2 separate regions of the Mus musculus genome follow, and region 2 is linked to region 1. Evidence: chromatin loops called from intact Hi-C (ENCODE). Cell type or tissue: gastrocnemius. All regions are shown on one strand. Each heading gives the region's core, and the rest is flanking DNA. Links, peaks and the distances in the headings are about the cores only.

Evidence for each region. Peaks named below come from ENCODE experiments on the same cell type or tissue, not always from the same donor. Only the 100,000 strongest peaks of a DNase experiment are listed, where the experiment ranks them.
Region 2: a loop joins it to region 1, with 3 times the contacts of the local background. A loop is called at or near these places in 15 of 42 quality-filtered maps.

Annotation. Positions count from the first base shown.
Region 1 is chrX:23,325,309-23,330,781 of GRCm38, reverse strand. All of the region lies in intron 2 of Klhl13 (kelch-like 13), which reads left to right. Among named protein-coding and RNA genes, the nearest start is that of Klhl13, 37 kb to the left of the region's middle. In gastrocnemius, for the core only: a CTCF peak has its summit at 2,481 (motif pointing left); DNase peaks (open chromatin) are centred at 1,623 and 2,455.
Region 2 is chrX:23,552,781-23,558,253 of GRCm38, reverse strand. No RefSeq gene overlaps it. Among named protein-coding and RNA genes, the nearest start is that of Wdr44, 140 kb to the left of the region's middle. In gastrocnemius, for the core only: no CTCF peak of the experiment used is centred there; no DNase peak of the experiment used is centred there; H3K27ac peaks cover 1,248 bases.

The DNA of each region.
Region 1 (5,473 bases), core at 365-5,364:
TTTTCTATATACATTCCTCTGTTGAGGGTCATCTGGGTTTTTTCCAGCTTCTGGCTATTATAAATAAGGCTGCTGTGAACATAGTGGAACATGTGTCCTTCTTACCGGTTGGGACATCTTCTGGATATATGCCCAGGAGAGGTATTGTGGGATCCTCCAGTAGTACTATGTCCAATTTTCTGAGGAACCGCCAGACTGACTTCCAGAGTGGTTGTACAAGCTTGCAATCCCACTAACAGTGGAGGAGTGTTCCTCTTTCTCCACATCCTCGCCTGCATCTGCTGTCACCTGAATTTTTAATCTTAGCCGTTCTGGCTGGTGTGAGGTAGAATCTTAGGGTTTTTTTGATTTGCATTTCCCTGATGATTAAGGATGTTGAACATTTTTTTCAGGTGCTTCTCTGCCATTTGGTATTCCTTAGGTGAGAATTTTTGTTCATCTCTGAGCCCTATTTTTTAATGGGGTTATTTGTTTTTCTGGAGTCCAGCTTCTTGAGTTCTGTATATATATTGGATATTAGTCTCCTATCTGATTTTAGGATAGGTAAAGATCCTTTCCCAATCTGTTGGTGGTCTTTTTGTCTTATTCATGGTGTCTTTTGCCTTGCAGAAGCTTTGCAACTTTATGAGGTCCCATTTATAGATTCTTGATCTTACAGCACAAGCCATTGCTGTTCTATTCAGGAATTTTTTCCCTGTACCCATATCTTCGTGGTTTTTCTCTACTTTCTCCTCTATAAGTTTCAGTGTCTCTGGTTTTACGTGGAGTTCCTTAATCCACTTAGATTTGACCTTAGTACAAGGAGATAGGAATGGATCAATTCAGATTCTTCTACATGATAACCGCCATTTGTGCCAGCACCATTTGTTGAAAATGATGTCTTTTTTTCCACTTTTCCTGTTTTTCTTTAAGGACTTCTACCTGTTTGGTTGTGTTTTCCTGTTTTACTTTAAGGACTTGTAACTCTTTAGCAGTGTTCTCCTGTATTTCTTTAAGTGAGCTATTAAAGTCCTTCTTGATGTCCTCTACCATTATCATGAGATATGCTTTTAAATCTGGGTCTAGCTTTTCAGGTATGTTGGGGTGCCCAGGACTGTCTGAGGTGGGAGTGCCGGGTTCTGATGATGGTGAGTGGTCTTGGTTTCTGTTAGTAAGATTCTTTCGTTTGCCTTTCGCCATCTGGTAATCTCTGGAGTTGGTTGTTATTGTTGTCTCTGGTTAGAGCTTGTTCCTCTCATGATTCTGTTAGCCTCTATCAGCAGACCTGGGAGACTTTCTCTCTCCTGAGTTTCAGTGGTCAGATAACTCTCTGCAGGTAAGCTGTTCTATTGCAGGGAAGGTGTACAGATATCTGGCATTCCAACCTGCCTCCTGTCAGAAGATGAAGGCCCGAAATAGGGCCTGACCAGAAGCTGTTAGCTTCTGTAGTCCACACTCTCACCTGAGCAGACTAGTCTTGGAGGGATCCGGGAACCAAGTTGGCTCCCCCAGGTGCTCTGGCAAAGCTCTCCTGGGTGGGGCCAACACCTCTCCTCTGGCAGGGAAGATGCCTGGATGTCTGGAGCTCAAAATGGGGTCTGTCTTAGAAGCTGTCCTCTAGGGACCTTGGGGGTGTCCGCCGACTCAGCGCCCAGGTGATCTGGTGCTGGCACTGACAGGAAGGGATTTGTGACCCTGGTTAGGCAGGCTTTTCTGCTTCTTTAATGCTGTCTCAGGTCCTGCTAGAGATTGGATTGGAACAGAAGTTGTGTTCCACTCACTGGCGGTTCTAAAATTGTGTGGAGAGTCCACTAGGGGGCCTTGGGGGTGTCCGCTAACTCCCTTGAAGTGAGTTTTAAACAAAAGACTGACTTGAGAATAGAATTATAGCAATTAAAAAAAATCAGAGTGCAGTTTGCAGAATTAATTAAAAGGAAAGAAGCCTTGAGGCTAGGGGTTTAGCAGACTAATACAAATTAAGATCTAATAAAGAAAAGAGAGAGGGGGACAGATGAACTTGACTGGCAATCAAAGATTTCAGACCTTGTGATGGATGAGGGAGTGAGAAATTAGAGAGGAGTAAAGGCTTGAGCTCGTGTGTTCCTTGGTATGAGAAGTGTTTTGTTTCTAGTGCCAGAGAATGCAGGAGCCTGAGAGGGAAAATTAAATTGTTTAGCTAATGTGAGTAGTTAAAATTTGGGCATCATACAATTAAGAATTTGGGCATGTACCTCAGCAAGAGTCGCTTGGCATGTCAGAGGCCCTGGGATCAGTTTTACAGTAAGACAAAAAAAAAAAATTAATTAGTTTCAGTTGTGTGTGCTGTGTGACTTACCTAGTAAACAGTTGAATGGTCCTGGTGCTGGAGCGATGGATCAGTGGTTAAAGTCACTTGTTGCTCTCTCAGAAGACCCAAGTTCAGTTCCCAGAAGTTTTCAAGGTAGCTCATAACTATCTATAACTACAGTTTCAGGGGATCTGGTGCCCTCTTCTGGCCACTTTTGGGCACTGCATATTTATGGTGCACTTTCCATACATTCAGGCAAAACAGAAGAGGAAGAAAAAAATGTTATAAAACTAGCTTTGAGGGTAGCTTGATGACCTTGGTTGATAAAGCAGTTCATCTAGGGCATTGTTTTGTACTGACTGGATTGCCAGTCATTTTCATGAGGCTTCACTGCTATAAAACTAGCAGTCATAATAGATACTCAGTTGACATTGTTGCATTCATGTTTCAATGTGCTTTTTTTAAACTTCCCTAAGAAATCTAACTTCTTATATCTCCTTATGCCTTGCCAAAGTGTTTTTGTTTTTGTTTAATTATTTTTTATTTTTTGCCGGCTACAGCAGTCTGCTAGGTTCTGTTTATATGTATATTTATTGGGAAAGGCTTATTAAAATAGTTAGGAGTTTCTAATTTTGTTTTTATTTGGGCAATATGGATTTTAGCATCAGTAATTATGGTAGTTTTATAACATTTTTTTCCTCTTCTGTTTCTTCTTTCATGGTGTGTTGAAATTTCACTTTTAGTTTAGGTTACTTGTAACTGGTTTAGAAAGAAGATACCACACATACAAATCACATACACATGGACACATATGCCACACACACCACACAATTTAAGAAAATTGATATATAAAATATTAAAAAATATTACAAACTTACTTCTTAATGAGTTTTAATTTAAATACATTAAAATTTAGTTACCCATGGATAGGGAAGGAGAGGCATATAGGAGACTCATATTACTAAATTTTTGTTTAGGTAGCTACTTAATCTATGTCATTTTATTCCACCTTTATTTCCACCCTTTAAGAAGTATTATTATTATTCTAGAAACAAGGAAGAGAAATTAAAGTGCAGGAAAAATATCCAGTAAATATATGACAAGACTAAGAATTGGTCTCCCTTTCCCAAATTTTTCCAATTTTTTATTAGATATTTTCCTCATTTACATTTCAAATGCTATCCCAAAAGTCCCCTATACTCACCCTCCGCCCTGCTCCCTACCCACCCACTCCCACTTCTTGGCCCTGGTGTTACTCTGTACTGGGGCATATAAAGTTTACAAGACCAAGGGGCCTCTCTTCCCAATGATGGCCGACTACGCTAGCTTCTGCTACATATGCAGCTAGAGACACGAGCTCTGGGGCTACTGGTTAGCTCATATTGTTGTTCCACCTATAGGATTGCAGATTCCTTTAGCTCCTTGGGTACTTTCTCTAGCTCTTCCATTGGGAGTCCCGTGTTCCATCCAATAGCTGACTGTGAGCATCCACTTCTGTGTTTGCCAGGCATTGGCATAGCCTCACAAGAGACAGCTATATCAGGGTCCTTTCAGCAACATCTTGCTGGCATATGCAATAGTGTCTGTGTTTGGTGGCTGATTATGGGATGGATCCCCGGTTGGGGCAGTCTCTGGATGGTCCATCCTTTTGTCTCATCTCCAAACTTTGTCTCTTTAACTCCTTCCATGGGTATTTTGTTCCCAATTCTAAGGAAGGATGAAATATCCACACTTTGGTCTTCCTTCTTCTTGAGTTTCATGTGTTTTGCAAATTGTATCTTGGGTATTCTAAGTTTCTGGGCTAATATTCACTTATCTGTGAGTGCATATCATGTGTGTTTTTTTGTGATTGGGTTACCTCACTCAGGATGATATCCTCCAGGTGCATCCATTTGCCTAAGAATTTTATAAATTCATTGTTTTTAGTAGCTGAGTAGTACTCCATTGTATCCATTCCTCTGTTGAGGGACATCCGGGTTCTTTCCAGCTTCTGACTATTATAAATAAGGCTGCTATGAACATAGTGGAGCATGTGTTCTTCTTACCAGTTGGAACATCTTCTGGATATATGCCCAGGAGAGATATTCCTGGATCCTCCAGTAGTACTATGTCCACTTTTCTGAGGAACTGCTGGACTGATTCCCAGAGTGGTTGTACAAGCTTGCAATCCCACCAACAATGGAGGAGTATTCCTCTTTCCCCATATCCTCGCCATCATCTGCTGTCACTTGAATTTTTGATCTTAGCCGTTCTGACTAGTGTGAGGTGGAATCTCCACTCGAATTTTTGATCTTAGCCATTCTGATTAGTGTGAGGTGGAATCTCAGGGTTGTTTTGATTTGCATTTCCCTGATGATTAAGGATGTTGAACATTATTTCAGGTGCTTCTCGGCCATTCAGTATTCCTCAGTTGAGAATTCTTTGTTTAGCTCTGTGCCCCATTTTTAATGGGGTTATTTGTTTTTCTGGAGTCCAGCTTCTTGAGTTCTTTGTAGATATTGAAAATTAGTCCCCTATCAGATTTAGGGTTGGTAAAAAGCCTTTCACAATCTGTTGGTGGCCTTTTTGTCTTATTGACAGTGTCTTTTGCCTTACAGAAGAGTTACAAATTTATGATGTCCCATTTGTCGATTCTCGGTCTTATAGCACAAGCCATTGCAGTTCCATTCAGGAATTTTTCCCCTGTGCCCATATCTTCGAGGATTTTCCCCACTTTCTCCTCTATAAGTTTCAGTGTCTCTGGTTTTATGTGGAGTTCCTTGATTCACTTAGACTTAAGCTTTGTACAAGGAGATAAGGATGGATCAATTCGAATTCTTCTACAGGATAACTGCCAGTTAAGCTAGTGCCATTTGTTGAAAATGCTGTCTTTTTTCCACTGGATGGTTTTAGATCCTTTGTCAAAGATCAAGTGACCATAGGTGTGTGGGTTCATTTCTGGGTCTTCAATTCTATTCCATTGGTCTACCTGTCTGTCACTGTACCAGTACCATGCAGTTTTTATCATAATTGCTCTGTAGTACAGTTTGAGGTCAGGCATGGTGATTCCCCTACAAGGCTGAGATTTAAGGTCATGTTTGCATATTTATGAATCCTTCCTGCCTAATCTACTATTAGGAAGCATTTTGAGTATTTTAAAATGTTTAATTAGTCAGTCGATTAAGTAATTGATGATGATGATGATGATGATGATGGTGTGTGTGTGTG
Region 2 (5,473 bases), core at 151-5,150, 230 kb before region 1:
TGCTATCCCAAAAGTCCCCCACACGCTCCCCCACCCACTCTCCCACCCACTCACTCCCACTTCTTGGCCCTGGTTGTTCCCCTGTACTGAGGCATATAAAGTTTGCATGACCAATGGGCCTCTCTTTCCACTGATGGCCAACTAGGCCATCTTCTGATACATATGCAGCTAGAGACACAAGCTCCAGAGGGTACTGGTTAGTTTATATTGTTGTTCCACCTATAGGGTTGCAGATCCCCCCAGCTCCTTGGGTACTTTCTCATTTTTAATGGGATTATTTGGTTTTTGGGAATCTAACATCTTGAATTCCTTGTATATTTTGGATATTAACCCTCTATCGGATGTAGAATTGTTAGCTCATTTCCCAATCTGTAGGTTGCTGTTTTTCCCTACTGGCAGTATCCTTTGCCTTAGAGAAGCTTTTCAGTTTCATGTGGTCTCATTTGTCAACTGTTGATCTTAGAGCCTGACCCATTGGTGTTCCATTCAGGAAATTTTCCCCTGTGTCAATGTGTTTGATGCTAGACAAAATATATTTGAAAGTTGGATAGATTTATAGGTTTTTTTTTTACTTTTATAATACTTAGTGTTATAGCATTTCCATATATCTCATTTTACCCACAATAACTTGGATTTTTGCCTGATAGTCTAACATTAGCATTATTATTTTAAACACTCAAAAGATCCCACTTTGTTTGGGATATAGCTCCGTATTGGCATACTCACTTAACGTGCACAGAGACTGGAGTTCTACAGAAAACAATAGGAAGAAAAGAAAACTAGTAAATGACACAATTAGCGTGAATATGTTTTATGGTCACTTTATACTGCATTCAATCAAGTAAGTAATTATGTAGGTGTATGAATGAGAAAAAGTAATTATGGTCACTCTATACGACATTCAATCAAGTCAGTAATTATGTAGGTGAATGAATGGATTAAAGACCAGTGAGTACATGAGCTTTCCCCAAATTTCAGTTTCAACTTAGAATGACAAAAGTTTTCAAAAGAAAACTTTTCAGCAAGCCAGAGGCTTGAAAAGACACAAACTGTGGGCAATGAATGCAGCTCAGGTACAGAGAAGGATGAAGTAATCAGGAAAGGAGATCCGAAACAGTCACCGAGGAAAGAGTAAAACCAAGGTAACAACACAGCACCCAGGGAATGTTAAGCAGCAAAGTGGTCAATAGTAGGTAAAGTACACTGAGACCAAGAAAGATGAGTTCTGAGACAAAGGCTGTGAATCTGCTCAGTACGAGATCCTTGCTGGCTGTAAAGACTGCAACTTTAATAGCTCATTATAGACTGGAGGGTAAAAGCTAGGTTGCAAGGGATTAGTAGGTGAGTTAATGCTAAGAAGCAAGGCAGGGAGATATTTGGCTTGTACAAGGGGGTTAGTAGGAGTGTTAATGCTAAGCAACTAGGCAGGGAAAAATTTGGCTCATGCAAGGTAGGTAAGAAATTCGGTGATGTCTGGATCAAAGCCAGAGAACCCTGAATATAGACTACAGAAAAAGAGGGACTAAAAATAACTGATGGAACAATTTCTCTCAAGAAGAGGGTTTGGGGGTAGGACTGAGTGTCCAAATAGAGGAGGTAGCCTTGGCAAGGAAATGTGACTTTCTTTGAGACAAAAGAGTTCTGGTAGAAAACAGGCAAAAGCTTTATGTGTTTTGAAGAAAGAAGTGAAACAGAGATGGGGGGGGGGAGGGGGGATGTTGCATGGCCAGAGTTTCTGTGGTGAAGTAGGTGGTGAGGTCATCTGTGAGAAGGAGGACAGCTGGGGCAGGACTAGGGGCTTGAGAACAGTGGTAACAGTTTGGATTTAGAACAACTGTTCTAAGAGATTCCCGAGGGAATCCACAAGAGGCCTGCCAAGCTGCAGTGCAAGCCCAGCTGAGGTTTAACTTCCCATCCAGCATGAGATAGTTATTTCCACAGACTCCATAGAAAATGTGTTTCCCAAATTTAGCATCTAAATATGTTTTTCTTCCACCAGGAAGAGAATAAAGGCAAGCAAATGCACCCCTCTCTTGCAAAAGACTGTGTCTGCTCCCTCGTCCATAGCCTTACAATAATATCCTTTGAAAGGAATGCTTCACACTGATTGTTTGTGGGAGGTTGAGAACATGGGCCTAAAACCAAGGATCTTCTGTTTTCAGAGCTACTCACGGACAAACCTTGAGCTGCTATGCATAGTTCAGAGGAAAAGCAAACACTGACATTTTTGTAAGACAGCATGTAAAGTTGCAAATAACCTCTGAGATAAAACCTGATTTAGCCAAGCAAAACCTTTAAGCTTACAAGCGGCCTGTTAAATCCATCAAAGACCAAATGTCAGGTGTTGCCCTTTAGAGTCCAAGTAAATGACCATAGTACTGGTGGCTTAAGAAGAGAAGAATTAAAAATCTCCCACAGACAGGCAATCTTTCCAAATGCTGTTTAATCATATATTCATAATTATCACAGTGTTCTTTGAGGAGGATAACATTTGGATGTAACTGCTTGGCTCAAGCATTAAACATTATTTTTTGAAAATAGAGTTCACTTCCTTTGTTTCAGTGGGGAATCAGAGTGGCATTGATCCAACAGCACAGCTGCCCTAGTACATATACAAGTGACTCTCATTCTTTTGATCTACCTCTTTAAAGATGGAAGATGCACACATGTGTTTATGTAAGGATATTTTCATGGGTTTATGTTGCTTGTCTTTTCCAATGGCACACATCTGAAGGTGAGCAGTAAAGCAGAATCTAATCTGAAGTCATAAATGCAGACGGTACCATAAGTACTTTCACTTAGATGTCTTTGAATGGTCCATAGTTCCAAGTTTCTGTTTATATAGTTAAAGGAGGATTTATTAAACATTACCTACATTAAATTATGAGTAGCCATCTCCTTTGGAAGCAATGAATTTGCATATGTACCATTTTCTTTAACCTTAATTGTGCCAGTTCAGAAGCAGTATAAAAGGAGGGGGAAAGCCGATTATTTGGGAACAGTACTTAATCTCAAAGCAGAATGAATATAGCTCCTGCTATTCAACCTGAAAGAGCTTGTTTCACTAACTCTTCCATACGATTCTAATTAGCAGATACAGGCATAGGAATCACCCTTCTCTCCTGCAGAACCAGAAAATTTTAAATGCTCTAATATTAAGAATTATTGTTATTATCAGCAAACATTTATTAGGTGCCAAGGGTGCTTAAATTCTCTTTCTGAGTTATTTGATCTTCACACTAGCTTTGTGCTGAATTTTTGTGTGCTTTTTTTGTTTGTAATTTATATGAGATACTTGAGTATCATAGCATTTGTTAAGGGGCTTCCTATGATTTCACCATTTAGGTTAGGACCTAAATCCAGGTTTTCTAATTCAGTTAATATTTTCAGCAGTCAATGGAGGAACACATTTTAAAATTTGGCTTCTCTCAAACTAGACTCTGAAGGCCTGCCTCATACTCTGGGGCTGGTTTGTGAGGAAGTATATAACTTCTCTCGACAATGAAATATTCACTTTTGCTTCCTGTATCTAGTTAGTTCTCTTCTCATTTTCTAAATATTCACTGACAGATTTGTCTTTCTTTAACTATTACTTCTTCATTTCTGAGTTCTCAGAGAGGTACAAAAGGACAAGGTTATAGTCTAAAATAATCAAAGCAGTTTACTCTAATAGCCTCTAAATTCTGAAAGAGTTCTGATTTAACCAGCTAGTAATTATAGACTTAGCTATGCCCTGGGCTTAATCGCAGCTGCTGAAGCATAACTTCCTACCACATAAGCCTGATCAAAGATAATTAGAGGAGAGTACAGGTGGCAAGTATGTACCCTGGGTGAAGAATTATAGCTACCTTCAACCACACAGTGCCCAGAAAAATTACAGGCTGGTATGCTTTGGGGCCATCCTTGCAAGGACCTCCCCTTCCCCCCTAACCTCTGGCTGCTGACTGATCCTGCCTCATTTTCTTGAGGATCATTTGGTCAACATAACTCCCATATTTTTAATTATAAATCCACCATTATCTATATAGTAGAGTGGTTAGGCTAAGCCAATAGGCAGAGGTGGAAAAGGTATATAATCTTATTTTCCTACCAGCTTGGTCTTTACTCACAGTGGCCTATAGAATATTTTTAATACATGATGCATTGTATGTGTCCCCCTGGCTATTTGTACTGGGGCAGAAGATATATCCATATGATTGTTCATTATATGCTCTTACACTATGGTATGTGCCCATGCAGGCTATTATGCTTCCAGCTATATGCAGCCGTTTAGTAGCATAACATCCTAATAGTTTTTCACTGGAATGTGGACCAAATTCAATCCTGTTGAAGAGGGGGAAAAAAAGCTTTGCTGAAGGCATGAATTTTGATACTAGTTCCATGAGTTCCCTAAGCCTACAAGTGATTGGTATACATAGGCATTCAGAGGATGTGAGACCAAGAATAACAAACTAGCCTAGTACCCAGAGTCACATTACTACCTGCAATTTTTAGAAAATTAACAAATGTGGAGCCAAGTCACCTAAACAAAAGAGCCAACTTGGAAGATTCTCTGTGGAAAAACAAAACAAAACAAAACAAACAAACAAACAAAAAGCAAAACCAGTCACACTTCTGAAGCATACATTAGGTTGTCAAGCTATTGAAACACAGAAGTCAAGTACTCTAAATCTCTTTCATCTGATTTCTCATTCATCCACTATCAACTGGTTAATTTTCTTCTACTGTAGGCATCAGATGAAAAGGACAGCCCTAGTTCAACCCCATTCTATTCACTACCCATGTATTTCAACTTTATCCCATTCACTACCTATGTATTTCAACCTGATCTCATTAGCTACCTATTTAACTCTAATTTATACTGACATAAAACCCAGACAAAATGCAAAGACTAAAGGGGGCATTTCATTTCTAATAATCACAATTGCCTCGAAAGAAAATTGTCTAACTTTTGGATCCTCACAAATACTCAGACAACACAAATACTAGTTAAGTGCATGCATCTTGATTATGATTTAGTACTCACAATCCAAGGAAACATTAGGAGTCCAGGTCTTTTACCTGTACCCACAATAGAGAATGTAACTGTATGTGCTCAAAAATGGTTATGAGAGAAAATGTTTTTCTTTTATCAGATTATGTGCTGAAGTGAAGAATTGTTATTTGATGCATGTGTATCAGCCATATTTATTTTGTAAGAAGCATTGCTCACTTAGAAAACTGTCATTTGGTTCCAGTTGCCTCTGTTCCTAGATAAGATCTGTATTTGTTGGACAGATAGACTCTATCTTTATAAAAAATTAACAGAGTTTAAATAATATATGTAATTAAAATTTTCACATTTATTTATTTTATTTTTGTGGATGGGTAGTGAGGCACATGTGTGGAAGACAGAGGACAACTTGTGGGAATTGATTCTCTCCCTATACCATGTGTTTCTGAAGCTCAAATGATGTCATGAGGCTTGTCTGCA